Linked DNA regions of Homo sapiens: all the other regions are linked to region 4. A link is a loop called in an ENCODE intact Hi-C map of the cell type or tissue named here. Cell type or tissue: PC-9. All regions are shown on one strand. Links, peaks and the distances in the headings refer to the core of each region. The heading gives the core; the rest is flanking DNA. Region 1 overlaps KBTBD12 (kelch repeat and BTB domain containing 12). Region 2 overlaps MGLL (monoglyceride lipase). Region 3 overlaps MGLL (monoglyceride lipase). Region 4 overlaps MGLL (monoglyceride lipase). Region 5 overlaps KBTBD12 (kelch repeat and BTB domain containing 12).

Region 1 (6,051 bases), core at 1,164-5,163, 280 kb after region 4:
CTTTTGGGAGATAATTTTCCATGGGTCTTAAGTGTTTCTGCATGTCTTATGAGCAGAGGTACTGACTGCTTTTGTTCTGGACTATTTCTTCAAGCATCTTTGATAGCATACAGCCTTAGAAGATATAGTCAGTATCTCCACAGCAAAGAGCAGGCATGCTCACTGGTCATTATGAAAAATTCCGGTTCCCTAAGCTCAGCATTTCTCTGCAGTAATGCAACCCATTGATTGTACAGGTCTCAGCTGGCACTCTTCACATTGCCCCGTGAGAATAAGTCAAAAAACTGGCATAATAACTGGCATAAAAATGCTGATATACTAGTTGCTACTATTGCTATAACACTGTCTTTCATCTCTGACCCAGAAGTCTTACGTCTTCTATTAGCATCCATGAAACTGCAGCAAGCTTACTTATAAAATCCCAGACTCTTTGCAGTTCTTGACAGAGTCCTGGGACTCACCAGGAGGCTTTGTTCTCCACCTCCAATACAGAATGAGGGAGCCAGTATTGTGTTTCAAAAAGGTCAGAGCTCATAACACCAATCCTTCACAAACTCTTACAAAATATACAAGAGGGAACAATTCCAAACTTACTATTTGAGGCCAGTGTTATTCTGATACCAAAACTAGGCAAAGACATTGCAAGAAAACTATAGGTTAGTAGCCTTTATGAATATAGATGCAAAAATCTAAACAGAATACTAGCAAACTGAATCCAGCAACATGCAAAAAGAATTATACACCGTGTTCGAGAAGGATTTATCCCAGAAATGAAAAGTTGGCTTACCATTTGAAAATGAATCAATGTGTGGGAGGAGGGAGAGCATCAGGAAGAACAGCTAATGGATGCTGTGCTTAATACCTAGGTGATGGGTTGATCCGTGCAGCACACCACCATGGCACACATTTACCTATGTAACAAACTTGCATATCCTGCATATATACCTCGGAACTTAAAATAAAAGTTGAAGGAAAAAAAAAAGAAAACGAATCAATGTAATATGCCGTATTAGTAGAATAAAGGGAAAAAAACAGATTATCTCAATAGATGCAAAGAAAAAAAATAGATGCACCCTTTCGTGCTATAGATACTTAACAAACTGGAAATAGAAAGTAACTTCCTCAGCCCGATAAAGGGTATTTATGAAAAATCTACAGCTAACATCATGCTTAATGGTAAAAGACTGAAAGGTTTCCCCCTAAAATCAGGAACAAGGCATGAATGCCTACTCTTGCCACTTCTATTCAGCATTATACTGGAGGTTCTAATCAGTAAAATTATGAAAGAAAAAGAAATATAAAGCATCCATATTGGAAAGTAATAACTAATTGCATATGACATAATCATTTTTTTCGAAAATCTTAAGGAATTATTTTAAAAAGCTACTAGAGCTAATAGACAGGTTCAACAAGGGTGCAGGACATAAGACCATACGCCAAAAAATTGTATTTCTATACACTTACAATGAACAATTAAAAAATGAAATTAAGAAAACAATTCTATTTACAATATCATCAAAAAGAATAAAATAGGAGTAAATTTAACAAAAAAAGTACAGGATTTGTACACTGAAAACTGCAAGACATCATTAAAAGGAATTAAAATTCTATATAAATGGTAAGATATTACATACAAAAATTGATAGGATGATCCTAAAATCTATATGGAAATGTAAGAGACCCAGAAAAGCCAAAATGATCTTGTAAAAGAACAAAGATGAAAGACCCACACTTCCTAATTCTGAAGCTTTACTTCAAAGCTATAGTAGTCAAGACCATGTGGTACCAGCATAATGATAGACAAAACATATCGATCAGTAGAATAGACTTGAGAGTTCAGAAATAATCCCTCCATTTCAGTCAACTGATTTTCAACAAGGCTGCCAAGACAAGTCAGTGAGGAAAGGATCCTTTTTTCAACAAATGGTGCAGGAATAATTGGATATCCACATGCAAAATAATGAAGTTGGAATCCTGCCTCTTACCATGTACAAAAAGGAACCCAAAGTAGATTAAAAATCTAAACATACAACCTAAAACTGTAAAATTCTTAGAAGAAAATGTAGGCATAAATCTTGAATTAGGTGATGGTTTCTTAGAAATGCCAAAGCACACATACCAAAAAAAAAAGATAAATTGTACATCAAAAATCAAAACGTTTGTGCTTCAAAGAGCAACAACAAGAACATGAAAAGACAACCCACAGGATGAGAGACAATAATTGCAAATCATGTCTGGTAAGAGACTTGTATCTAAAATACATTAAGAAATCTTATAACTCAATAATAAAAAGATAACATATTTTTAATGGACAAAGGAACAGAATAGACACTTGTCCAGTGAATATAAACAGATGATCTAGTGCTCAACATCATTAGCCATTAAGAAAATGCAAATCTAAACCATGATGAGATACACTTCATACCCACAAGGATGACTACAATGAAAAAAAGATAGATAATAACAAGTATTGTCGAGGTTTGGAGAAATCAAAACCACCATACGTTGCTGGTGATATAAAATAATGCAGCTGCTCTGGAAAAGTCTGGCAGTTCCTCAAGAGGTTGACACAGAGTTGCCATACGATGCAGCAATCCCACTCCTAGGTATATATCCAAGAGAATTGAAAATATATGCCCACCCTTGTACCTGAATGTTCACAGCAGCAGCATTCGTCTCAGCCAAAAAGTGGAAACAACCCAAGTGTCCATCCACAGATGGACAGATAAGTAAAATACACAAATAAGTAAAATACTGTCTATTTAAGCAGTGGAATATCATTTGGCAATAAAAAGGAATGAAATACTAACAGTTGCTACAACATAGATGAACCTTGAAAGCATTATGCTAAGTGAAAGAAGGCAATCACAAAAGACCACATATCACATGATTCCATTTATATGAAATGTCCAGAAAAGGCAGATGGATAGAGGCAGAAAGTAGATTTGTGATTGCCAGAAAATGGAGAAAGGGTGAATGGGTAGTGACTGCTAATGGGCAGAGGATTTATTTTGGGAGTGATGAAAATGTTCTGAAATTAGACAGTGGTGATGGCTGCACAACTCTGTGAATATACTAAAAAACCATTTTTTTATACATTTTCAAGGGGTGAATTTTATGATATATGAACTATACCTCAATAAAGCTGTTGTTAAAGTGAAAAAGTCAGAACTCCTTCTCTTATATCCTCACAGTAATCAGCTTGGTGTTTGACACTAATGAGGAGAATTAAGCTGAACTGCCCATGGTGAGGGTGCTTAGAGGCAGGTTCCTTGAGTGAAAGAGGCAGAAATGGCCCATTCCAGAGACAGAATTAGGCTTCCTGAGACAGAGAAGACAGTGGTGGCAGATGACACCTAGTGGCAGGAAACTATTCCCTGCTATAAGAACATCCAAGGGATGACAACACTGTGGCCTTAGGTACCTGCAAAAGATTCCTGTGGTTGGCACGCAGAAATCCTGCCTTTTAAGGGACCCTGTGGGCTTGGACAGAGGGCATCTTGGTGATAATCATAATGAACTGAATACCGAAGAGCCACTCTCATGTTTTCTAGCTCAAGTGTGCCCTCAGGATTCTTGTATATCTCACAAAGAGGAGTTGCTCCCAGAGGGCTCAGCCTTCTCCCTGCTGACAAAGCCCCCACTTTGGCTCTTGTTCCAGCTGTTGGCCCTTTGAGACTCAACTGCATATTCTTGCCAGGCTCTGGTTTCTGTCTGTTTCCCCGAACTCTGGTGCAGGGTCCCCCCATTCCCTACTATGGCAGCCCATCGGTACACACTTGTTTGCCACTTGTGGCTGTCTTCCCTTCCTCCAGGATGGCAGGGGAGCTCAGGGAGCAGGCTGAGGGAGCAGGGAGGCCTCCTGTTTCTCCACTTCAACTCTATACTGGCTGCCAGTGGGACCCGCTGTGGGCAGGGGGATTTCTTCCCAGAGTCCAGGCTAAGTCCCTTCTGCCTTCAGCCCATCTGAGCCATTTTCATCATCTTCTTTGGCTAACTTCTAGGGGACCCAAACAACATTTTCACCTTAGTATCAGCCCCTCCAAATCTTCCTTCCTTCACCCAGGACTGGAAATGCTCTCTACCTCCTCCATCTGTCCAGCAAGAACTTCCCTCAAATCACCCCTCTGCCTCCTCTAGTTTAGTCTTGTGGCACAGTCTTAATGGTGAAAAGCCTGTCGAGGACAAATCTGAATTATCAGAAAGAGAAAATGCACTGGGAAGTACTTCAAAAATGAATTCTTTTACTAACCAATGCAGATTAAAATTGACAGCTGACAGTTACCTGGTTACCCTGTGCTAGGGAAAATTCTAAGCACTTTGCATGTGTTAATTTATTTGATTCTCTCAACAGCCTGCAACTATTATTTCCCTTATTTTAAAGGTGCAGAAACTGAAGCCATCTAAAGAAGTCAAACAGAGGGTAAATGTTGAATTTGGGATTCAAAGTTAGATAGTCTGGCCCCAAAGTCTATATTTTTAGCAGTAGGCTAAACTGTCTCTCCATACCAGACAAATCAAATCAGAATATTTGGTTATGGGGCCTGGGCATCAATATTTTTTAAAAATCTTCAGATTTTTCTAACATGCAGTCAGGGTTAAGAGCCTGGCTGATGTCTGTTGGGTTTTCATTCAACAAACCTTTATTGAATGCCTTTCTAGGTAGTAAGCCCATGTTAAACCCCAAAGATACACATACAAACATGTTTGGTTCCAGCCCTAACAGAGCTCATTGAGGGCAAAATAAGGAAGTTGCTGTATTGTTGGATGATGGACTCAGCTAGCTGCTTAGAATGTAGTTGTGCTTCTTCACAAAATAGCTGATTCTAGGTTTGGAGCACAGAAATTGCAAGGTAAGGTTCAGATATCCTGTTACACCAGAAAGCAGGTACATTGTCAAAGACTTAAGGGAGTCATGAAAAGACAGAGAAACCAGCCTGAAAGGGCAGTCACTGGCCAGATTCAAAATAATTCAAACATCAAAAATCGTAATTGACTATAATTGACTGAAACACATTGAATCAAAAGCCAGGTAATAAATGTAGAAGTCATGATAGAAGGATAGCCAAGATCCTAATTTGTATAATAGTTGGTTCAGTCAGAAATCATCAATGGATGCTAAAAGCATCGGTTGAAAGGTTATAAAGAACAGGATAGTCACATGGCACTGAAGACATATTACCTGATAAATCACAGACTAATTACAACATGAAAAAATATGTACTTTTACAATGGAGAAATTGGATAGCCACCGCTGTAATCAAATAATCATCATTAATAATGATATAATTTTATAGTATTTGCTTCCTATATCATTCAGTATAGAGTCTTCTCATGTCCCCACCACCACCAAAATACTTAACTTGTGTCCAGTCAAACCTCTACATTTTACCTCCAGTTTATAGGAAATAGAGGAAGAACAAAGTAAACAACCCTATGAGGAGATAGGTGAATTCAGCTTGTGGGACATTCTACAAGAAAACTGACCCTGACTCAAAAAAATTAATGTCACAGGGAAAAAAACCCAAGATGGGGGCCTTCCTAAATGAAAGGAGACCAGAGAGACATAATAACAAAGTATAATGTGTGAAGGTTGGTTGGATGATGGTTTGAAAATAACAGCTATTGAGTTATTCTGGGGACAACTGGGGAAATTAGAATATGAACAGGATTTTATTCAATTTTATAGAATTAATGTTATTTTTTCATAGGTATGATAATGGTTTGTGATTATGTAAAGGAATTTCCTCATCCTTAGAAGAAGTATGCTGAGTATTTAGGAGTGAAGTATTATGCCTGTAATTGATTTTTCAAGGTTTCAGGAAAAAAAAAGTGTGTGTGTGTATGGGGTGGGGACATAAAGATAATAAGGCAAAATGCTAACTATTATTGACTCTAGATGCAGAATACACCGGTATTCAGTGTACTATTCTTTCACCTTTTCTGTATGTTTGAAATTTCTCAAAATAAAAAACTGATAAAAGAACAAAGCTTTGATAGACACCAGCTATGGTGGCCACTATGCTACAAGTCTGTTTTATCCTAGTACTA
Region 2 (4,000 bases), core at 1-4,000, 78 kb after region 4:
TATTGAAAGTAAATCCTACTCAGAAAATACTCGTAGTGCCCCTGGCTCTTTTCTCCTTACAATCTGCCAAACCCCTCTCTTGAGTGGGAGCCCCAATCCACTTCCTCAGTTGTGCACAGGGTCGCCTCCCAACTGCGCCTTTCTGGCCTGTTTATCAGCCAAGCAGGGGCACTCTTATAAAGGGTGCTGTGTCCTCAAAAACAGCATCAAAGAACTCCGAAGACAGTGGCTTTGTTGGTTCATTATAGAGGATTCTGGAAGTCAGTTGTGCCATAATCAATGCAAAACCACATGACATAAATTTTTATGACAAAAGATATTTGTAATGAGCTCTTTTCTTTCAAATATGAAGCCTTAGTTTACCTCTTTAAAAAACACTAGTTACGGCCGGGGACAGTGGCTCACATCTGTAATCCCAGCATTCTGGGAGGCTGAGGTGGGCGTATCACTTGAGGTCAGGAGTTCAAGACCAGCCTGGCCAACATGGCGAAACCACATCTCTACAAAAAATACAAAAATTAGCCGAGTGTGTTGGCATGCCCCTGTAATCCCAGCTACTCAGGAGGTTGAGGCAGGAGAATTGGTTGAACCTGGGAGGCAGAGATTGCAGGTAGGGCCGAGATTGCACCACTGCACTCCAGCCCGAGTGATGGAGTGAGACTCTATCAAAAAAAAAAACAAAAAAACAAAAAAAACCCCAAAAAACTAGTTAGGAAATTATCCTTTAAGGCTTACCTTCCTCATATTCTCCATCATCACCATCACTCATTACCATCACTATCACCATCACCATCTATGGGTGCCTGTCATGGAGCCTGGATTTATCTAATCTCTCAATATTTGTACTATTGCACCCATCCTGTTAGATGAGGCAATGGAGGCTCAGTGAGGTTAGGAAATTTCCCAGGGTCACATAAGCAGTCAGTGGCAAGGGCAGGGTGACATTCTTGCCTGCCTGGTTCCAAAGATTGTAAATAATTAACCAATTGTTTATAATTGCAGTCATAAAATCCCATATTTCATGGCTCGTGGCAAGGATCAAATAATTCAAAAACACATTTGGGGCTGGACCTTAGCTTGTGAGATTCTCAAGGGCAGGAGCATTGTCTCATTCCTCTTTCTATCCCACAGTGAAAGCACATGGTAGGCACTCGATGAATCTTTTTTGAATGAGTGAATGAATGGATTATTTAAGAAATTAGAGACTATCAGAGCCCTGGGGCACTCTGTTCCATAAGAGTGTAAAATGTTCTCAAAGAAATTTTGAAGCAAGTTTAACTCTAGAAACGGAACAGCAATTTGTAAACTTATAGTCTCAGAATGATGCTTTTGACAATATCCAGTGTGGCCAGGTTTTAGCTATTAAGCAATAGAATTCAAACACTTTTCAGTACATGTCTTCAGCAGGTAACTGGAATGTGGTGAGGCCATCAGTAATAATAATGAACAGGTGAATACATGCTATATGCCAGAACCTTTGATAAACACTCCACCTAAATGACTGTTTAATCCTCATAACAACTTATGAGGTAGAAATTTCAATACCTTCGTTTCATAGATTAGGAAACCAAAGCTCAGTAATGTTCCAGTAACTTGTCCAAGGATAACAGAGGATATTATGGACAAGTGTATGCCAATAAATTTGATGTCTTGGATGAAATCCACAAACTCCTTGAAAAACACTACTAAAGCTGACACAAAAAGAAAAAGAAAATTGGGATAGTCCTATTAATAGTTAAAGAAACTGAATTTATAATTAAAATCCTTCCCGTAAAGAACACTCCAGGCCTTGATAGCCTCACTGATCTACCAAACATTGAAGGAAAAAATAATAACGATCTTACACAAATTCTTTCAGAACTAACTAAGAAGGAGCACTTCCCAATTCATTTTATTAGCCAGAATATCCCTGGTACCAAAACTGGAGAAGGCCATAACAAAAAACAGACTGCAGACCAAAGCCCTGCAGCTAGTAAATGACTGAACCAGGATTTGAGCCCATAGCTGATGCCAAAGCCCGTGTGTCTAACCATCACACCACACTGCCACTTCCTGTGCCAGTTGCTTCTGTACAGCTGGTGTGTGGTTTAGGGATCAGAGCCCTCATTTTGGGGATGTGTAATGACTACTGGAGTCATAGAAATAAAATGTTAAGAATCGAGGCCTGACCTACTTTACTCTGACATCCAAGATGACTAAGTAAGGGAGTATTTCCCAAGAGTTCCACTCTGACTCTCCCTTCTCTCTTTGGCATTTCCTTCCCCCTCCCCTGGATAGAAATATCCTTTCCTCTCTTCTTCCTACTGAAGCTCCCTGTCCTGTCCACCCCTCCAGCTCTCCAAGCCCCAGTGCTCACCTCTTTCAGGGAACCTAGCGCATCACTCATGTGTCTACCCCTGGGCAGTGATTCTAGACTATAGTGTCCATCAGAGTTGCCTAAGGGCTTGCTAAACACTGACTGCTGGTCCCACCCTGGAGCCGGAGAGTGTGCACTTCCTGCAAATCCCTGGGTGGTGCTGCTGCTGCTCCTGCTGTTGCTGGTTTGACCAGAATCACACTTTGAGAACCACTACCATACTCACAGCCCTCATATCTAGAGATGGTTCCTTTCAGTTCAGCATATGGAGTCTCTGGGTAAAACTCTGCTAGAAAGAGTTGGATTGTCAGGCCAGGAGCGGTGGCTTATGCCTGTAATCCCGGCACTTTGGGAGGCTGAGGTGGGCAGATCACCTGATGCCAGGAGTTTGAGGCCAGCTTGGCCAACATGGTGAAACCCCGTCTTTACTAAAAATAAAAAATTAGCCAGGCGTGGTGGTGTGCACCTGTAATCCCAGCTACTCAGGAGGCTGAGGCAGGAGAATTGCTTGAACCTAGGAGGAGGAGGTTGCAGTGAGCTGAGATCATGCCATTGCACTCCAGCCTGGGCAACACAGCAAGACTCTATCTCAAAAAAAAAGAAAAAAAAAAGAATTGGATTGTCTTTGACCATAAGCTTCCTACAAATCAATTTTTAAACAACTGGCATTTCAAAAGTTCAACTAACCTGCATCACCTAGACGCTGCCCTCACTTAGTGCCATAGTCCACACTAAAACCCTGTGACGGAGGTAGTGCATCCTCCCCACTTCTCAGATGAAGATGGCAAGGCCCAGGGAGGCTGGTGAGGGGGAGGCTGCCATCAGAGCTGAGGTCTTCTCCAGGTCCAGGGAGTACTGGACCCTGAGCTGCCAGCCCGGGTGGCTTAGCCCTGAGGGACTGAACATATTTAAGTAGCAAGTGAGCTCCAAGAGGCTGCAAGCTGATGTCTGTTTGGTTCAGCATTTCCCCAGTGCCCAGACAGTGCAGGCACATAGTGAGTTTCAATAAATACTTGCTGAGTGGAGGGAGAGCAGAGCAGCCTCCCTGCCTCCACCCCACAACACCCCACCCCCGAAGCCCCGTCAGAGTGCTGGGGGGTCTGTCCTGAGGATGGAGCGGGGCTCCTGTGAGTGCTCAGCTCAGTGACCGGCGCGCGCCATGGCTGCTTTCTTCTTCCACCTGTCATCTCGACATCAGCCTGCCCTTCCCCAGGCCGCTCTGCTGCAACAGCAATAAGGTGCCTCTCTTCATAACTATCCTCCCTTGTAACTCGCAAAGAGCTTTCATACCTAGTTTCTCATTTAGAATCAGAGAATTCTAGAAGTGGAAGAAACTTCCTAAATCCTCAATCTCCTGGGCTCAAGTGATCTTTCCACCTCAGCCTCCCAAGTAGCGGGGACAGGTGCACGCCACTGCACCCAGCTAATTTTTGTATTATTTTTGTAGAGACAGAGTCACATCCTATTGCCCAGACTGGTCTCAAACTCCTGGCCTCAAGCGATCCTCCCACCTCAGCCTCCCACAGTGCTGGGATTACAGATGTGAACCACTGTAATCCCACTGTAATGCCTCACCCTGAAACATTTTTTTTAAGTGAATCCTTTAATCAAATGAAATATTGTACAGAAAAAGAGCTGAATGGC
Region 3 (4,000 bases), core at 1-4,000, 55 kb after region 4:
GCTAACGGTGCAGCATTTTTGAAGTAATGCATTCTCAGGATTTCATATTTAGAAGGTTTATTTGAAAACATCCTACTCTCCACTGTATAAATAAGAGGAAACAGAATGACAAAAAGTGTCATAACTACGGTTCTTGGCATCTAGCAAGATGATCTTCCTTTTGTATCACGCTGCGGGATGACGATCTGGGTTTCAGAAAGCGGTAAGTGGCTGGTTCCGTGGGGTTAGCGATCACATTGCCACGTGTCATGCCCACAGTGGCCATTCTCCTGTTGATTTTCTCTCTCATGAAATGTTAGGGCTCTGTGCAGCTCTGGGTTGGCCAGAATCATCCAGAAATGCCAGACCTTTCTCTCAGAGCTCTATGATGAAAGTTGCATATACAGAAAGTGCCTCTGGCTTATAAATAAGTGACAGCTGCAGAGTGGGGAGAGGCTTTTGCCACTAGAAACTTCCAGGATGCATGAGATCAAGGAATTAAGTCTGTAACAAAATAACAGGATGCTCTGTGAAGTCCAAAGAATTGCTTGAGGCAAACTGCAGAGCTCCATGAGATCAGCAACCCCAAGAGCTTTTACACCGCCGGACACGGTTTAATAGGAAAAAAATCTCCTATACTGTATATTCAGAACCAAATGAAGAGAAATGTCAAAGGAGTCGGAAACAATATGTCAAATTAGGTAAATTCCTGACCTGACCCAGATTTTGCAGAACATTTGATCCTAAACTGTGCTGTCCACGTCCTTAAGATCACCTTTATCTGAGTTAGAAAACAGATGACAGAGACCATGTTTTGGCTAATATATATGCTTCTGTCATACACCTGCTGACCGGCAGAGTCCCTGGAAGGCAGCAGAAAGCAGGCAGGCAATGGCATCAGATCCGGGTACAGACCACAGCTGCTACGTCTTAGCTGTGTGACCTTGCAAACGTCTCCACCGCTATGATCCTTGGTTTCCTCATCAGTGAAAGCCGCCATCGGGGCCAGGGTATTTACTGAGTGGATTGCTGAAAGGGTTAAATGAGGAGGCAAGTGAAAGCACCTGTCACACAGTAGGCATCCAAAAAATGCTAGTCTTCCTTTCTCCACCTTTCATGCTTAGTTCTTGCAGGGATCGACTTGAGTGTCCATAAACAGATGGCTGGATAAAGAAAATGTGGTGCATTTATACACGGAATGCTGCTAGGTCCTCAAAACGAATGAAATCCTGTCATTTGCAACAACATGGATGGACCTGGAGGCCATTATCTTAAGTGAAATGACTTAGGCACAGAAAGTCAAACGCCGAATGTCCTCACCTGTAGGTGGGAGTGAAATAATGTGCACACATGGACATAGAAGGTGGAATGACAGACACTGGAGGCGTGGAAGGATGGGGGATGGGGGATTGAGAGATGACTTATGGGTACAATGTACATTGCTTGGGGGATGGTACACTAAAATCCCAGACTTCACCACCACGCAATATATCCATGTAACAAAGCTGCACTTGTACCCATACATTTATATGAATAATAATAATAAAAAAGAAAGCCTGCTTCAGGATGCCGGGGTTCCTGGTGCAGTGTCCATCCATCCTCTGGGATGCAGCTGCCTTGCTCAGGCCACACAGGCTTTCCCAAAGCTGTGCCCTGAAAGAGTCCCAGCCCCCATACTGGTGTCACAGCTGCCATCCCTGCAAGTGGGGACAGAAGGCACAGGGGCGGGGCATGGAAGGGGAAGGCTGCACAACGGACTGACCCTTCACAAGACTGGCGCTGGAACTTTACATTTTTGTGCACCATGTTAACAAAAGTTATTTTGACTTTACTGAAGTAAAGGCAAAGAACAGAGTTTGAATAGAATGAGTGACAGCAGCTTGGGAGATGGGGGCCCAGACAGAAACAAGGAAGGTGGAGATGGAAGAGATGGAAGATTGAGAAGCCAACAGCACCGGCCAGGGAGACTGGGGAAGAGGAGCCTGTGAGAACGCCTGGGATGGTGAGGATGGAGCTGAGGCCAGCGGGAATGAGCACGTCCTCCTGACTCTCCTTCAGGGAGAAAACAAGCCCCAAACATGCGGCCATGGCTCCTGAGTTTTCTAACATGGCAGCTCTGCACAGCGTCCTTCCTACATTTCTGGCTGCCTTCAAGCTGTTCGTGGCTCCTGGGCAGGTGGCAGTCCCCCCTGCACTGCTCACAGCACTCTCTTGTCCTGGGCTCACAGATCCACCCTGCCTCAACTGCCCCCAGGCGGTCCCCATTCACCCTGCCACGATCTTCCCTTCTCCACCCTGCCCTCCCTTTTCTCTCTGGTTCTGGGGGCCTCATCCACACAGAACACTTAAGACACCCTGGTGTGATCCCTGGGCTGGTTTCTGTTTCATTTGGCTCCAGGTCCCACCCCTATGTTTCCCACCTGTCTGGAACCAGTTATGTTCCCCTCCCAACCTGGACCTCTAGCTGCACCCCCTGTCTTTGTGGGGGTAGAACTGCAGGTTCACATTCCACTCTTCCGTCTCCCTCTGCGTCCACTCCCTCCAGAGGCATGCACGCCATCCTTCTTGTCCTCTGCCACTCCCGTAGGGAGCCTCCCTCTCGTCTACTGGGGCTGGTTCCCTGGCCTTCCAGCCCTTCTCCCCACCCCCAGCCCCCAATCTCCCTCCAGCCCAGTGCATTCCACAAGATCCACCCAGTCCATGGGCCTGGGGAGGAGATAACCCTGCCCCTCCCTCCTCCTTCCTGAATTTTCCTCAGGGGACGGGGTCTAGGAAGCTGGTCCCTGGGGTGGCTCCCAGACTCCTGAACCTGCGCAAACAAGTGACTCAGCCCTGTTCTCGATTGCTGATGGAGCCACCTGAGGTCACAAGTGGGTCATTCTGTGTCTGCCTTTGTGTGTCCCTGTCTCTGTTCCCTTCTCTTGTACTGTGTCTCTGTCCCTCCACTTAAGTGGACATAAGGAGCTCCTCAGCCCCCTCTTCAGTACCTGCTCTTTGATGGGCTGTTGGGAACATCTGGAGATTTGGTCTGGGACTCAGGGGAAGTGACCCAAGGCCACCATCCCAGGCCTCCAGGCAGCAACCACTCACCCATCCTTGCACTCCTGCACATCCTGGGCCTTGCACACACACCTGCTCCATCTGAAACACCCCTCCACCCTGTGGAACATCTGCGTGTCTTGTCTCTCCCCTAGAAAAACCCCCAGCCTTCTCCTGTGTGTCTAGAGGTCCAACTCCAGTGTTATCACAGGATGGCATAATCAGGGTCTACTACAGACCCCTGCTGGACTGTGTGCTCCTTAGGGGCAGGGTGCCTTGTGGTGTCTTTGTATCTCCAGCACCTAGAAAGTACCAGGCCCACCACAGATTCTCAAGAATAAGAGAACTCATCAGGACAAGAGCTTGTGGTTTCTTAAGTCACAGAACAAGAGGTTCCCTCCAGGGCAGCTAAGAGGCCACGGAGACTTGTAAGCACAGGGTCTCTGGTCCAGCCCAACGCAAATGGGCACAGGTATGATCATTTCCATCAAGTGGCTGTCTACAGACTTGGGAAAGAAAACCTCAGGCTCCCTTGAGACAGGAGCTTCCACGGTAACACCTATTTGAGCTCCTCAGCTGCTGTCTCCAAGGTGACGCCCAGAAACCGTGATTGGAGCGGGCTTCTCCTTCCACACCTGTGGTCCCTGGGGTGGCTCCCAGACTCCTGAGCCTGCACAAACAAGTGACTCAGCCACATCCTAGGGAAGGGGGGTCCTCCCACTGGAACAGGATTTGGCCACAACCTGGCACTCGGGGACCTGGTGTTGAAAATGAGTCAAATGGGGACAGATGCTCTCTCTTCCCAAGTCCACGTGAGATTTCACGCGGGGAGGAGCCACAGCGTCTGGTATTAAGTAAAGGAAAACTCATTAGCAAGAGACTCGGAGCATTCTAGGACAAGTGTTGAAAGTAATCCAAAACAAATATAAAACAACTTGCAACGCCCCTCACTGGATCTGACTAACACGGGCAGGGCTGGTTT
Region 4 (5,821 bases), core at 1,822-5,821:
CTCTCACTCACTCGTTCACTCATTCCTTCATTCTCTCACTCATTTCCTCATCCATCCATTCCCTCATCACACATTCCCTCACTCACCCATTCCCTCATTTATTCATCCCCTCACTCATTCACTTATTTATTCTATTTCTTCACTTATTCATTCCCTCACTCATTCATTCTCTCAGTCATTCATCAGTCATTTCCTCACCCACTCATTCCCTCAATTCATCCCCTCATTCGCTTTCATTCATTCACTCATTTCCTCACTCACTCATTCCCTCATTCATTCACTCATCACTCATTCCCTCATTCATCCATTCTCTCACTCATTCCCTCACTCATTCATTTTCTCACTCATTCCCTCACTCTTGTTCCTTCATTCATTCATCCCCTCATTCACTCATGATCTCACTCATTCATACCCACACTCATCCATTCTCACTCACTCCCTCATCACTCATTCCTTCATTCATCCCCACTCATTCTCACTCATTCCTTCATTCATTAATTCCTTCCCTCATTCATTTCCCTCATTCATTCACTCCTTTCGTCATTCATCCATTCTCATTCCCTCACCACTTATTCCTTCATTCATTCATCCCCATTCACTTACTCATTCTTCTCACTCACTCATTTCCTCAGTCATTCATTCACTAATTTCCTCATTCATTCCCTTGCTCATTCATTCACTCCCTCATTCCCTCACTCACTTATTCCCTCATTCATTCACTCACTTATTCATTCATTCCCTTGCTCATTCATTCACTCACTCATTTCCTCACTCATTCAATCCATCATGCATTCATTTTCTCACTCATTCATTCACTCACTTGCACAGTCCCTCACTCACTCATGTCAGTGCACTTTTTACATTTTTCTCCTTCAAAGAGAAACCAGAGAGATAATATGGGGCTATGGTAGGCGCTCTCTGTGGGGACCTGGGCTCAGCACCTGAGCCTTCACCTGCCCTGCATGGGATGGGGGTTTGGCTCCTCCTGAGAGAGAGGATAAAGAGAACACATCATTCCATCACTCACTCATTCATTCACTCACTCACCCACTCCTTCCCTCCCTGCCCTATCAGGCAGGCCTTTCCAGGGACCCTCTGGGAAGCAGGCAGAGGTGTAGTGCAGGGATATGCCCTTTTGCAGCTCACAAGGGAGGGGACAGAGTGCTACCAAGCAGACAAGCAGAAGATCTGTCATGTCAGATGTCAACAAGTGTGCTGGAGGAGGAGAAGGCAGGGCAGCACCTGGGGGAGGGCCTCACTGAGAAGACAGCCCGTGAGGAGGCTGGCATGGTGAGGACTGAGTGGATGTGGAGGATGGGGAGAGGGGAGGCAAGGAGGCCAAAGGCCCAGCACCTATAGGCCTCAGCAAGAACCGTGGCCTTTATTTAGGTGAGATGGTAGTCACCGGAGGATGTTAAGCAGAGAAGGGCCACAGTCTGACTCATACTTTAACAGCCCTCTCGCCTCCGTGTGGAAACAGACTGGGTGCAGGAGAGAAAGCGGGGCCTGCCAAGGAGGCTGCTGCTGCCATCCCTCAGACGCTGGTGACAGCTGTGCAGCTGGAAGGAAGCCATATAATCCTGGCCACACTTAGGAGGAGAGTGGCTGGGCCACGTGTGGGTATAGAATGGAGAGGGGCTGGAGGATGCCCAGCAGCAGGAGGCCGGGTTCCCTATGCTGAGGAGGGAGGGCTGAGTCCGGACAGAGCCCAGCTTGTGTGGGGATGGGTTTGGCATCTATATGGGGCCCTGGAGAAAGCACAAGCCACCTGAAGCTGGCACGGGGAGGGTGGCCTGGGCTCCGTCCTCCCCAGTGGCGGGGCAGGGTCTGCGAGAGGATGTGTGTGTTTAGAAATCTGCTCCAAGCGTGGATGGGAGAAGATAAACTCCACACACGCTGATGGAGGCTGGGAAGCACTGCTGGAGTTGGTATCAGGTGACAGGCATGGCTCAGGCAGGGATCAGCCTGTCTAAAAAAGGGCCTGCTGTGCTCTCAGCAAGGAAGATTGCCATCCAGGGTCAGAGGCTACTGTGATGGACAGACAGACGCCATTCCGAAAACATCGGATTTATTAGGATTAGCTGTAGTGTACACTGATTCCTTTAGCTCTAAATGGATACATATGTGCCCCGCAGACAGTATACACGCAGGGATGTGACTGAGCCACAGTGACATAGCAAACCCAACAGCTGGCTTGTGAAGCCATCGTGATCCCAACAAGGTCTATGTTAGCAATTGGTGAAAGAAGAAGAGAGTGAGATGGGACCCAGGTGGGCCTGGAGGTGGGATCCTGTGGGTTTTCAGAGCACCCACCAGTGCTCCCTCGGTGAGCCCAGCACCACCTGGAAGTGGAGGGAAGCTGGGTCGCTGCTGGAAGGGAGGGAGGCTGACTCTCTACCCCTCACCTCTGCAAGGAACTGAGGCCTGTAGGGTTGCGGCTGTCACTGGCTACAGGCGGCATCTTTCTGTAAAAAGCTTTTCAGGCATGAAACCCATTTCTGTATGGACTGGGCTGTGTTGACGGTGGTGCTTGGGCCTTGTGTGCCAGGCCTCTCTGGGTCCCCTCCCTGGCCTTTGCCTTCCTCTCACCTTCTCGAGGCCAAGCTGTGCGAGACCTGGCATTCCTTCCAAACCTCAGTTCCTCCACGCCCCTGCGCTGGTGTGACTCCAGAGCTCAGAATGTCAGCACGGAGCCGTCAGTATCGAGAAGGAACTCAACGCAAGGCTTCACAGCTTTCCAAGGACAGGGACCGGCTCTGGAGTGGCCGTGCGTGAGATGTCAGGCACGCTCACACGCAGGGTCCTGTGTTGGCTCCTGACCCAGCAGGGGGACATGGTGGGCGGATGTACCAGCCCTTCTGGATAACATGACAGTCCCAATTTCAGGAAAGTTTTTATTTTAAATATTGGTGATTCTTTAACCAGGAATGCAAATGCTACTGAAGTGCTGTGTGTGTCTCTGTGAGAGCCTTCATATAAATAAATTCATGCATCTAAAGAGTCCCTGGTCAGGCCGCATGCTGATATTCAATTTGGGGAATGGTGATGCCACCACATGCATCTGGGGGAGGCAGCAGGGAGGCGTAGGGACTTTGTGTGGCCTGCTCTATCACAGCTCCTGGGAGAATTACAGATCTGAGCCCAGGGCATCTCTGGGCTTTTGGAAAGGGTTCCTGCTTTTCCTGAGTTCCCATGGCTGCCCTGCTGCCGGGGCTGACTAAGCAGGCGGGGCTGGCTTTCTCAGTGCATATTTTACATTTTTCTCCTTCAAAGAGAAGCCAGGGAGACAAGCTGGAGCTACAGAAGGTGCTCTGTGGGGACTTGGGCCGGGTCAGCAACCAAGCCCCCACCTGCCCCTTGTGGGGTGAGGGCTTGGCTCCTCCCCCAGGGCACAGAGTGATCTTCAGCAGGGTGACCCGTTCCTGGCTCTCATGGTGTGATCAGGGCTGCTGGAGGGAGGGTGGAGGGGCACACTCTCCAGGAACCAAGGTTAGCCTCCAGAACAGGGCCTGGGAGAGCAGTGGCAGTTCCCGCTGCTGGAGGAAGAAGGGCGGGAGCCCCTGAGGCCTAGACTTCATGTTGGGGGTCCTGGTGGGAAGTGGCCTCTCCTCTGTGGCCCCAGAACCCCTACATTGCACCTTCTGCAGGGCTTCAACGGTGGCAAAGCCCTGACCAGGGTCATATTTGCACTAAGGAGCCTCCTGAGGTAACAGCAAGTCCCATTTAGAAGGGGAAAGTATTCCCGAGGCGGGTGGTGAACCCCACTTATTGCTGGGAAAAAGTGAGGCCAAGGGCAGGGCTGGGGTGGTATTGGCACCTGAGAAGGGCAGGCTAGGCCCAGGGCCTCAGCTCTGAATGATTGGCTGATGCCAGCCTTGGCCTTGGGTGAGGCCTGTCCCGGCCTGTCCTGCTGTGGCCTGGGGCAGGGCTGGGGGTGCCTCCAGTCCCTGCTCTGGGTCACCGAGTGCTCCATGCAGACCTGGACAGGAAGGCCTGGCCTGCTGCTGTGCTGGGCCTCTCTTCTCCTGCCACCAGAGGTAGCTGTGCTGCTAGCACTGACACTCCCAGGGTAGCTCTGGGCCATAGGCAGGCCCAGGCCCAGGCCTAGGGATCATAGCCCCATAGGGTGCCACTGCTCCATGGTCCCTGGTGGGCAGGAAGAGCACTGGGCCTTGCCCATAGGAAAGGCCCAGCCAAGTCCCCTCTCGGGGGCTGCTGGCTTAGCTCCTAGAGCACAGAGCCCTCTGGCCCCACCACTGCCGGCCCAACCTGTCCAGTTCTGTACAGTAGCATCAAGCTCTGATTCCCTCAAACTCCCCTTGCTCCCTCCCACCTATCCACCAAAATAGTCTCTGCTTTAAAATATACATTATATATTAGACATTTCATCTTCAATATGATTCTCTCATAGCATCAGGTAAAATTAGTGACTCTAGAGGAAAGGCAGCCTTTGTGAGTACAGGCGGCACTCGGGGACCAACCTGAGCCTCCCCCTGGCAGGAGGGGAAGGGCAGGGGACAGAGAAGAGCCTTGGTTTCCTGCTCAGTTCTCCTTCTGGGCTAAGCCTCACCCCCCGCCCCTCTGCAAAGCCTGGTCTCAGGCTAACAAGGAGCCCACAAAGTCATGGGTGGCTGCTCATTTTGAGGAAGGGCTGGGCATTTTCTGAGCCTCAGAGGGGCACGTGAGTCTGCCCTGGGGAGCTGGCCCCTATGGAGACAGCAACCACCTCATCACACGGCCAGAGGAAGGCCACCAAGCGGAGGCTGGTCAGAGAGGGCGCTGGGGCGTGAGCGAAGGGTGGGCAGGAAGGAGGCGCCTCCAGTTATTGCAGTCTGGTGTCCTGGGAACACCAGGAATTCCTGGAACCCTTGTGGGAGCTGGGAGAGGCAGGGCAGAGGCTTGGCTTTGTTTTCAGTGGACATTTTAGCACATTCTTTGTGGAAAATCACCTGGGACCTTTCTCTTTTTTTGCATAAAGTGTCTAACCATTAAGGTAGGTCCAGTGTCTGATAGTCTAATGTATAACAAAAATGTCTGTTATTTTTTAGAAAATTGTGCTAAGGATTTCTCCAATTTCTGATTTTTTTTTTTTTTTTTTTTTGGCAAGCCATATCTGAGAAGCCATCTCTGCCCTTCCCCTGCCTGCATCCCCCAGACCATGAGCCGGGCACCGGCCAATGCATTCAGGGTGGGGACGCAGTTCCTGCCGTGGCTGTCCTTTGAGAGACCCACATGTTTATTTCATGGAAGACGGAGTTGGTGACTTCAGGAAGCTCCTTGTGGAGAACATGGTAGGCACCTTCATAAATCTGCAATGAGGAGAGACACGGAATCAGAGCTGCACCATCAGAGGCAGGTGCAGGGAGCGGAGACCGTGGGCAGTGGGCAGGGGTCTGCAGCATTCTCCGGACCCTCTCCCTATGCCCGAGGACCTGGCCCTGACCTCCCATTATTAGGAGGCCAACACCTTTCTATCAGAAGATGGTTCAAATGTGTTACAATGTCCCAGTGTGTTCTCGAACTTCCTTTCTCAAATGCAAACCTTCCCTCACTCCACATCTCTCCCCATCCCTGGACCCGTTTCTGTGTCTCTGAGTCAGGCAACCTTCTCAAAAGAGGGGGTTCCACTCCCGGCCTCACATCCTGACCTCCACGGGGTCCTCAGCTCATCCCAAGCCGACTTCCACTCCCGCCAACCCACGGTGGCTAGCCTGGCGAGGTCTCCAGGGACCTCCATTGCTGTGGCAGGGGACACTGTGCTGGTCATTCATAAGCTGCTCACTGTCACCTTCTAGAAACACTTTCCTCTTGTGGTTCCATG
Region 5 (6,051 bases), core at 772-4,771, 270 kb after region 4:
AGTATAAGAAAAAAAGATACCTAGGACATGAGTAAGGAGCTGACCCACCCATGCATTCTGTTCAGTGTTTGTGTCTTCACTGTCCGTACCCAGTGTAGAAAGTGTTGGGGATACAGATGTGATTAGACATCTGCCCTCAAGGGACTTACAGTCTCATCTAACAAGGCAACATATAGGGAGATAAATTAGAGCAATGTATTTTCATAGGAACCTTGATTTCTGTTCAGGACAGTGGAAGCCTAAAAAGAGGGAATGGCCAATTCTGTGTAGAGACATGAAAGGCTTTGTGAGAGGTTGAAGGTGGAGCTGAGCCTTGAAAGAGGAGTAGGGGTTTGCCAAGTTGAGGAGGAGAAGAGGCCATTCTAGGCGGAGAGATCAGCCCAAGCCTAGGCCTAGAGACAAACAGCCTCCCTTATTTGGAGAATGGTTGAGTGTTCTGGTGCCTCAGGGGCAGGGGCGGTGCAGGAGGGAGAAGGGCAGACCAGGCATGTGAGGAGTTAGGAGCAGCTGGGTCACCAAGACTTGGTGTCTGTAGGGGAGGGGATGGGTATGGGAGGCACTGAGGAGGTACAGTCAGCAGAGTCGGTGACTGCTGAGAGGAGGGCTGTGGTGACATTCATCTGCAGCTGGCACCTCTAGCCTGCTGTGGCATCTATGGGCCATCCCCTAAGCTCACTCCCACCCACCACGTCCAGGCTCTCCACTCTGTGCTCTCCCCTTACTGGCCCAGGCTTTAGACCTGCTGGGACCCCTGCAGGACAGACTGGTGGTAAGATGGAGAAGAGACAAGGAAAAGATGGGCCCAGGGTTTGAAAGGCCCAGACTCGACTGAAAATCCACTAAGACCCAGTGCTGGGTTGACACAAAAGCCCGGGTATCACTCAGGATCAGATGGGACAGCATTGTGTAATTGCAGCTTATTTGGCACTCAGGGCCCAGCTCCAGAACGTTCTATTAAACCAGCTATATGTCCACTCGGAAGTTATCAGATAATTCCAACACTTGATTTTTCCCTCCAAAATGAAGCAAAATCAAGCTGTAACAAATGGAACTTGGTCTTCCCCTTGAAGCTCTTTTATTTGATTTTCATAGTCATCTGTGTGGGGTAGCAAACAAAAAGCAGACAGATGATTGTGTTTTCCTGGCCTGGCAAGAAAAAGCTGGTCAAGGGCTATGAAGGCCAGCAGATAGAGAGAATGGAGAATGGCCACAGTACATGGGGGCCCAGCAGCCCTGTTCTGTGAGCCCAGGCACCCTATTGATGAGCACTGCACAGTATCAACCAGAATCCGGTAGAAGGCAGGTAAGCAGCTGTCAGCCTTGTACTGAAGGGCTTCATTCTGAAAATACCCAAGAGCCTCCTGTGTTAGACTTTAGAAAGTGGCAAGAAGCTAGGTTCATGTTTTCTAGGGTTTTAGGCACCAAAGCTAGAATTCTGATACGAGGTTGGAAAAAAATCAGAGAGCTGACAACTTGTGTGAGAATGAAACAAATCATCACAAGCATTATATTAGCAGTGAATAGATCATGTCTGACATGTGAGTCAGAAAGTAGCCCATCCACTCAGATATATGGGCCAGTTTAACTCCTAGAAGCCTATGCATTGCAAAATCCTTTTCTATTGTTAGGTCCACCAACAGCTCCTACCTCTCTCAAACATTTATGACCAAATGAGTTACTCTAAGTCATGTCAGGGAGCTTTTCCCTCTGCCTGAAGCCTGAGAGGAAGGCTCTGCCCATTCCTCAGCCCTTTGGCCTTCTGAATCTCTCTATCCAACCCCGGAAGAAACTATTAAGGACAATTTGACCATACAGTTAGTAAACCATCAATTATAGACATAGCAAATAATTAAATTGAGAGTAATCAAAGGTAGGATTTCAGCAACTTTAATAAACACCGGTTACTCATGAAACATCCTAGAACATGAAAGAGAATGAGAGTTAACATTTGGGTGCCTCCTGCATGCTAGCCATTTTGTTTACACACCGTGCATGAGAATAGGTATTAAAGAAAAATTCCTGTGGCAATACTTGTGAATAGGTATACAACAAATGGGAGTTCCTCCTTACCCTTCTCCACCCTTACATGGTTGCCTAATAAGTGAATCTTTGCAACAGGTTATGGAATTGCTGTCATTATCCTTAATTTACTGATGAGAAAAGGCTGAGATAAATTAAATTGACCAACTTTGTCTAGCTAGTAAATGGTGACACAGGGTAGGGACCAGGGTCTGAGTGTTTCCAAAGTCCACATGCTTTTTCCAAGGCACGTGGGTGCCGACAATAGTAAATATATGTACATTTTTCCCCTAAGACTGGTTTAGCACGACAGGCAACTTTGGAAGCTTATCTGAAGGATTACAAACCCCCACCTCCTGTTCTGGATCAAACCCAGGGGAAAATAGAATAAGCCTGCCACCTTGAGGTGACCCTGCAGGCAGAGGACATTGGGAGCAAGCACCACTGCATTCAAGGGCAACTTGGGCAGCGAGTACCACTCCCCTCTGCTTCAGCCAGCTCCCTGCCAGGCTTTGTGTGGGAGGAGAGGTTCACTCCTGCACCCCACAGAGAGGAGAGAATCTAAAATAGCCACACACACAAGAAGGAGGGAGTCTTTATAGAAATGATAAAGAAGAGAGGCAGGCATTGTCCTCTTCTATAATTTCCCCCTTTCCACTACGCACACACCAAAAAATATAAATAAATAAAAACCAGGGTATATATTTTGCATTTGAGGTCCATTTGGATATGACCTGCAAATATAATTTCTATTCATTTGTCTGTTTTTGAATAAAGAAAAGTCATGCTCAGAGGTTCGTATAAATTAAAGATATGGAGGTATCTCATTGAAATTCTACAGATGTACTGATCCTACCCCAAGACACCTCTCATCAAAAGATTTCTCTTGTAGTGCTGGTGCTGACTTATTAATGAAGATCATGCTTTCATTTGATTATTTACCTAATCAGGATTCACCTTCAGTTTAAGCTCATTAAGTCTGCTGCTAATAGAGTGTACTTGATGGTGGAATTACATCCAAGTGAGACAGAGAATGTGTTCAGGCATTAATGGTCAGAAACAAAGACAGAGCACGCTGTAAGCTCATGTCACTCCTTGAGTGGAGCGTGTGAACTGCCTGCCAACCAAATAGAAAGGGCTAGTTTTGTAGAGTTAGGGCTGAACATTATAATTAAATACACTTGGTAACAGAGCATCAAAAGTGACAACACTAATTATTGCAAAAATCAAGAGAATAATACCCATTCTGTATATGCGTCATGTTGGGGAAGTCTTCTAATGGGCTTTTATGTGAAATTTGTGAGCTGGATTCAGGATGCTGGTTGCTCCGTGTGCCCTAACCCAACTCCAGTGACTCGCATTTGACCTCTTTGCTTCCACTTGCTGGTCTTCTGGAGGAGCTGTAATACAAACCAGCCTAGTAACATTTCTCCTGGATCTCACAAAAACAGACAACTAGATCATCTTACTCTTACCTTATGGGTGATTGCTTGTTTCAACTCCTATGGTTAAATCCTCCTCTTTAAGTCCTTCTTGCCCTACAAATAGGAAACTCCACTTTTTGTTAGGCTGAGAAAGCTCTCGCTACCACAGTGCCACATTGAAAGAGGGCCCAGGAACAGCAGAGCTGTGCCGTTAACCGAGGCCAGTGTGTCCCCTCCTTGGAAACGCTGCAGCTCAAACTTGGCACTGTAATGGGCTAAATTATTTATCCAGTCGGATAAGAGAGAAGGCAGCTAAAAGCCTCCTGAGTTAGTTTATAGCCTCAGTCCCTGGATTCAAACTGAGACAGGAAACAGGTCAGTTTATATCAGCAAAGAGAAAAAAAGACTTTTCCTTCAAAGTGCCCTTCCATCAGCTTTTATGCCTGGCATAAGCCCCAACCATGGTGAAAATAAGCTGTTCCCATCAATCTTCTTGGATTCATTGAGTACTGTGTGGCAGGCCCTGTGATATAAAAGATGCAGAATAGTGGCCTTTGGCCCCAGTAGCACACTCACTTGGACAGGCAGGGAAAGCACATGCAAAATTAAACTTCTCATTCTTCATTCCAACACACAACGTGTCAGGCACTGGGCTAGGTACTAGGGATGCAATATGGAAAACGACAGGCCAGTGAGCAAGATAGGAAAGCAGGTGATGGTGAAAATACCACCTGACTGATGCAGTGATAGGCAAAGGGTATAAAATGACACTGAAAGAAGACAGGCCAGGAAACACATGAGATTAATTTCTCAGTATGTGATACATATAGTAAAAGCCATGAGATCAAAGCAGAGTTCTTAATTTTGGTTTTGAGATCGCTGTCAACAACATACTCCAGTATCAGTCACCACCCAACATATGCAGTTTGCACAGTGACTCTTCCAGGACCTCTCTATGTGAAGGAGAGCTGGTTTACCTGAGGCCAGTGCTTTACAGGCTTTTTGATTAGTCACACAGACCAGGCTGTGAGTCTGGATAGAATGAGGTCATCGATGAGAGGCGTGTCTGCAAATACAGGCATGTCCCTCCTTCCGGGGGGTTTACCTCAGTCTCAGGAGCCATCCTTCAGATCAGGAAATATGGCCCTGACCTTGATGACCTTCCAGTGTGGACTTGGGAGGGGAAAATAAAAGCAGTGCATAGAAATGTGTTTCTTGTAACAGTGGATAGGAAATTTGTATACAATTATTTTTCCAATGGAGAGTTGTACTTAAAGTCATGATTCTCTAAGTGTTATTTATATTCCTTGTTACAGTCCCTGGACTTCTAAATCTCACTTTTATCTCTTTAAGACACCTGTCTTGATGTCCTCTACTTTATTTATTTGCAAACACGGCCCTTTCCATCCTATTAATTTCTTAACAGCAGGAAACATGTTTTATGCATCTTTCAGAACTCCTTATTATAACTTAGCACATTGCCTTACATATAATAGGCACTTAATAATTATCTGATGAATGAACTATATCATCCAAAACTGGAAGATGCACTGGGCATTTGGGTTTAGGGCCTTTCCTGAAATTTACCAAAGAATAGTCCTTCCCTAGTTGGGAAAGATCATGCAACTTAGGAAGAGAGGGAGAAACCAGCTTGCAATGATAAGGGATGGGAAGAACACATTCCTAGCTAGCCACATCAGCAAAAGCATTGCTAACCATCAACAGCAAGGCAGATGTCAAAGTCAGGTTACCTTTACAGTCAACCCTGAAATTCTTATTATAAAGGGGATGCTCATGATGTGAACCAGCATTGGATATTATAGAATATAAGCCAGTGGTAGACTCAGTCTCATGCATGATCACAAACAAGGAGAACACTATGAATAAAAATGACATTGAATGTCGCTATGGAGTACACAGTAGACATCACTATTGCTTAGAACTTGTCTTCAAGGTAGCACCTGGCAAGAAAGAGAAAAGTTACAGTCCCATAAACCTTTGATACAAACCATGCAGGGGGCAGTGCTGTCCACAATTGAGTTTCAGTTCCTGATCCTCTCATTTCTCCACATAATTCTCTGCAGGTGGCATTGGCTGTGTAGGTCAAGACAAGGGCCAGGTTCGAAAATGCCTTGACGTGGTGGAGATCTACAACCCAGATGGGGACTTTTGGCGAGAGGGCCCTCCCATGCCAAGTCCCCTCCTCTCACTCCGCACCAATTCCACCAATGCAGGGGCAGTGGATGGGAAACTCTATGTCTGCGGGGGATTCCATGGAGCAGGTATGGGTCCAGTTTTAAACATTTTGTTACCTCCTTTGGTGTTGATTTGACTTTCTTTAACTGATCCAATCACCACTAATATTCCTGAGAGCAACGTGAGCACTGCAAAAGCATGGCTTTTAGAGTCAGGGACCCTGTGCAAAACCTCTTGGCCTGGGTTTCACATGGACAAAGTGAAGCTGGCACATCCATAGGCTGTCGTAAGAATTAAATGGAATCTAGTTTACGGCCATACCACCCTGAACACACCTGGTCTCACCTGATCTTGGAAACTAAGCAGGGTCGGGCCTGATTAGTACTTGGGTGGGAGAATTAAAAGGGAATCT

What was found. Peaks named below come from ENCODE experiments on the same cell type or tissue, not always from the same donor. Only the 100,000 strongest peaks of a DNase experiment are listed, where the experiment ranks them.
Region 1: it touches region 4 in a loop (3-fold over the local background); 22 of 110 quality-filtered maps call a loop at or near these places.
Region 2: a loop joins it to region 4, with 7 times the contacts of the local background. A loop is called at or near these places in 12 of 110 quality-filtered maps.
Region 3: a loop joins it to region 4, with 4 times the contacts of the local background. A loop is called at or near these places in 45 of 110 quality-filtered maps.
Region 5: it touches region 4 in a loop (9-fold over the local background); 24 of 110 quality-filtered maps call a loop at or near these places.

The regions. Positions count from the first base shown.
Region 1 is chr3:127,967,816-127,973,866 of GRCh38, forward strand. All of the region lies in intron 5 of KBTBD12 (kelch repeat and BTB domain containing 12), which reads left to right. Among named protein-coding and RNA genes, the nearest start is that of KBTBD12, 56 kb to the left of the region's middle. In PC-9, for the core only: CTCF peaks have their summits at 3,332 (motif pointing left) and 3,546; a DNase peak (open chromatin) is centred at 3,356.
Region 2 is chr3:127,766,404-127,770,403 of GRCh38, forward strand. All of the region lies in intron 3 of MGLL (monoglyceride lipase), which reads right to left. Among named protein-coding and RNA genes, the nearest start is that of MGLL, 54 kb to the right of the region's middle. RefSeq lists an enhancer at 2,373-2,472. In PC-9, for the core only: no CTCF peak of the experiment used is centred there; a DNase peak (open chromatin) is centred at 2,218; H3K27ac peaks cover 2,418 bases.
Region 3 is chr3:127,744,176-127,748,175 of GRCh38, forward strand. All of the region lies in intron 3 of MGLL (monoglyceride lipase), which reads right to left. It overlaps LOC107986127 (a long non-coding RNA gene), which reads right to left. Exons shown (of 2, transcript XR_001740893.2): 1 at 2,485-4,000; 2 at 41-1,142. Among named protein-coding and RNA genes, the nearest start is that of ABTB1, 73 kb to the left of the region's middle. RefSeq lists enhancers at 2,478-2,989, 2,847-2,956. In PC-9, for the core only: CTCF peaks have their summits at 2,394 and 2,608; DNase peaks (open chromatin) are centred at 2,776 and 3,766; H3K4me3 peaks cover 592 bases; H3K27ac peaks cover 2,427 bases.
Region 4 is chr3:127,687,015-127,692,835 of GRCh38, forward strand. It overlaps MGLL (monoglyceride lipase), which reads right to left. Exons shown (of 8, transcript NM_007283.7): 8 at 2,052-5,309. The coding sequence ends at 5,184. Among named protein-coding and RNA genes, the nearest start is that of ABTB1, 17 kb to the left of the region's middle. RefSeq lists enhancers at 2,188-2,693, 2,694-3,199. In PC-9, for the core only: a CTCF peak has its summit at 4,040 (motif pointing right); a DNase peak (open chromatin) is centred at 3,267; H3K27ac peaks cover 2,535 bases.
Region 5 is chr3:127,957,662-127,963,712 of GRCh38, forward strand. KBTBD12 (kelch repeat and BTB domain containing 12) reads left to right here. Exons shown (of 6, transcript NM_207335.4): 5 at 5,528-5,725. It also overlaps the pseudogene RNA5SP139. Among named protein-coding and RNA genes, the nearest start is that of KBTBD12, 45 kb to the left of the region's middle. In PC-9, for the core only: CTCF peaks have their summits at 2,455 (motif pointing left) and 2,666; DNase peaks (open chromatin) are centred at 2,340 and 4,440; H3K27ac peaks cover 844 bases.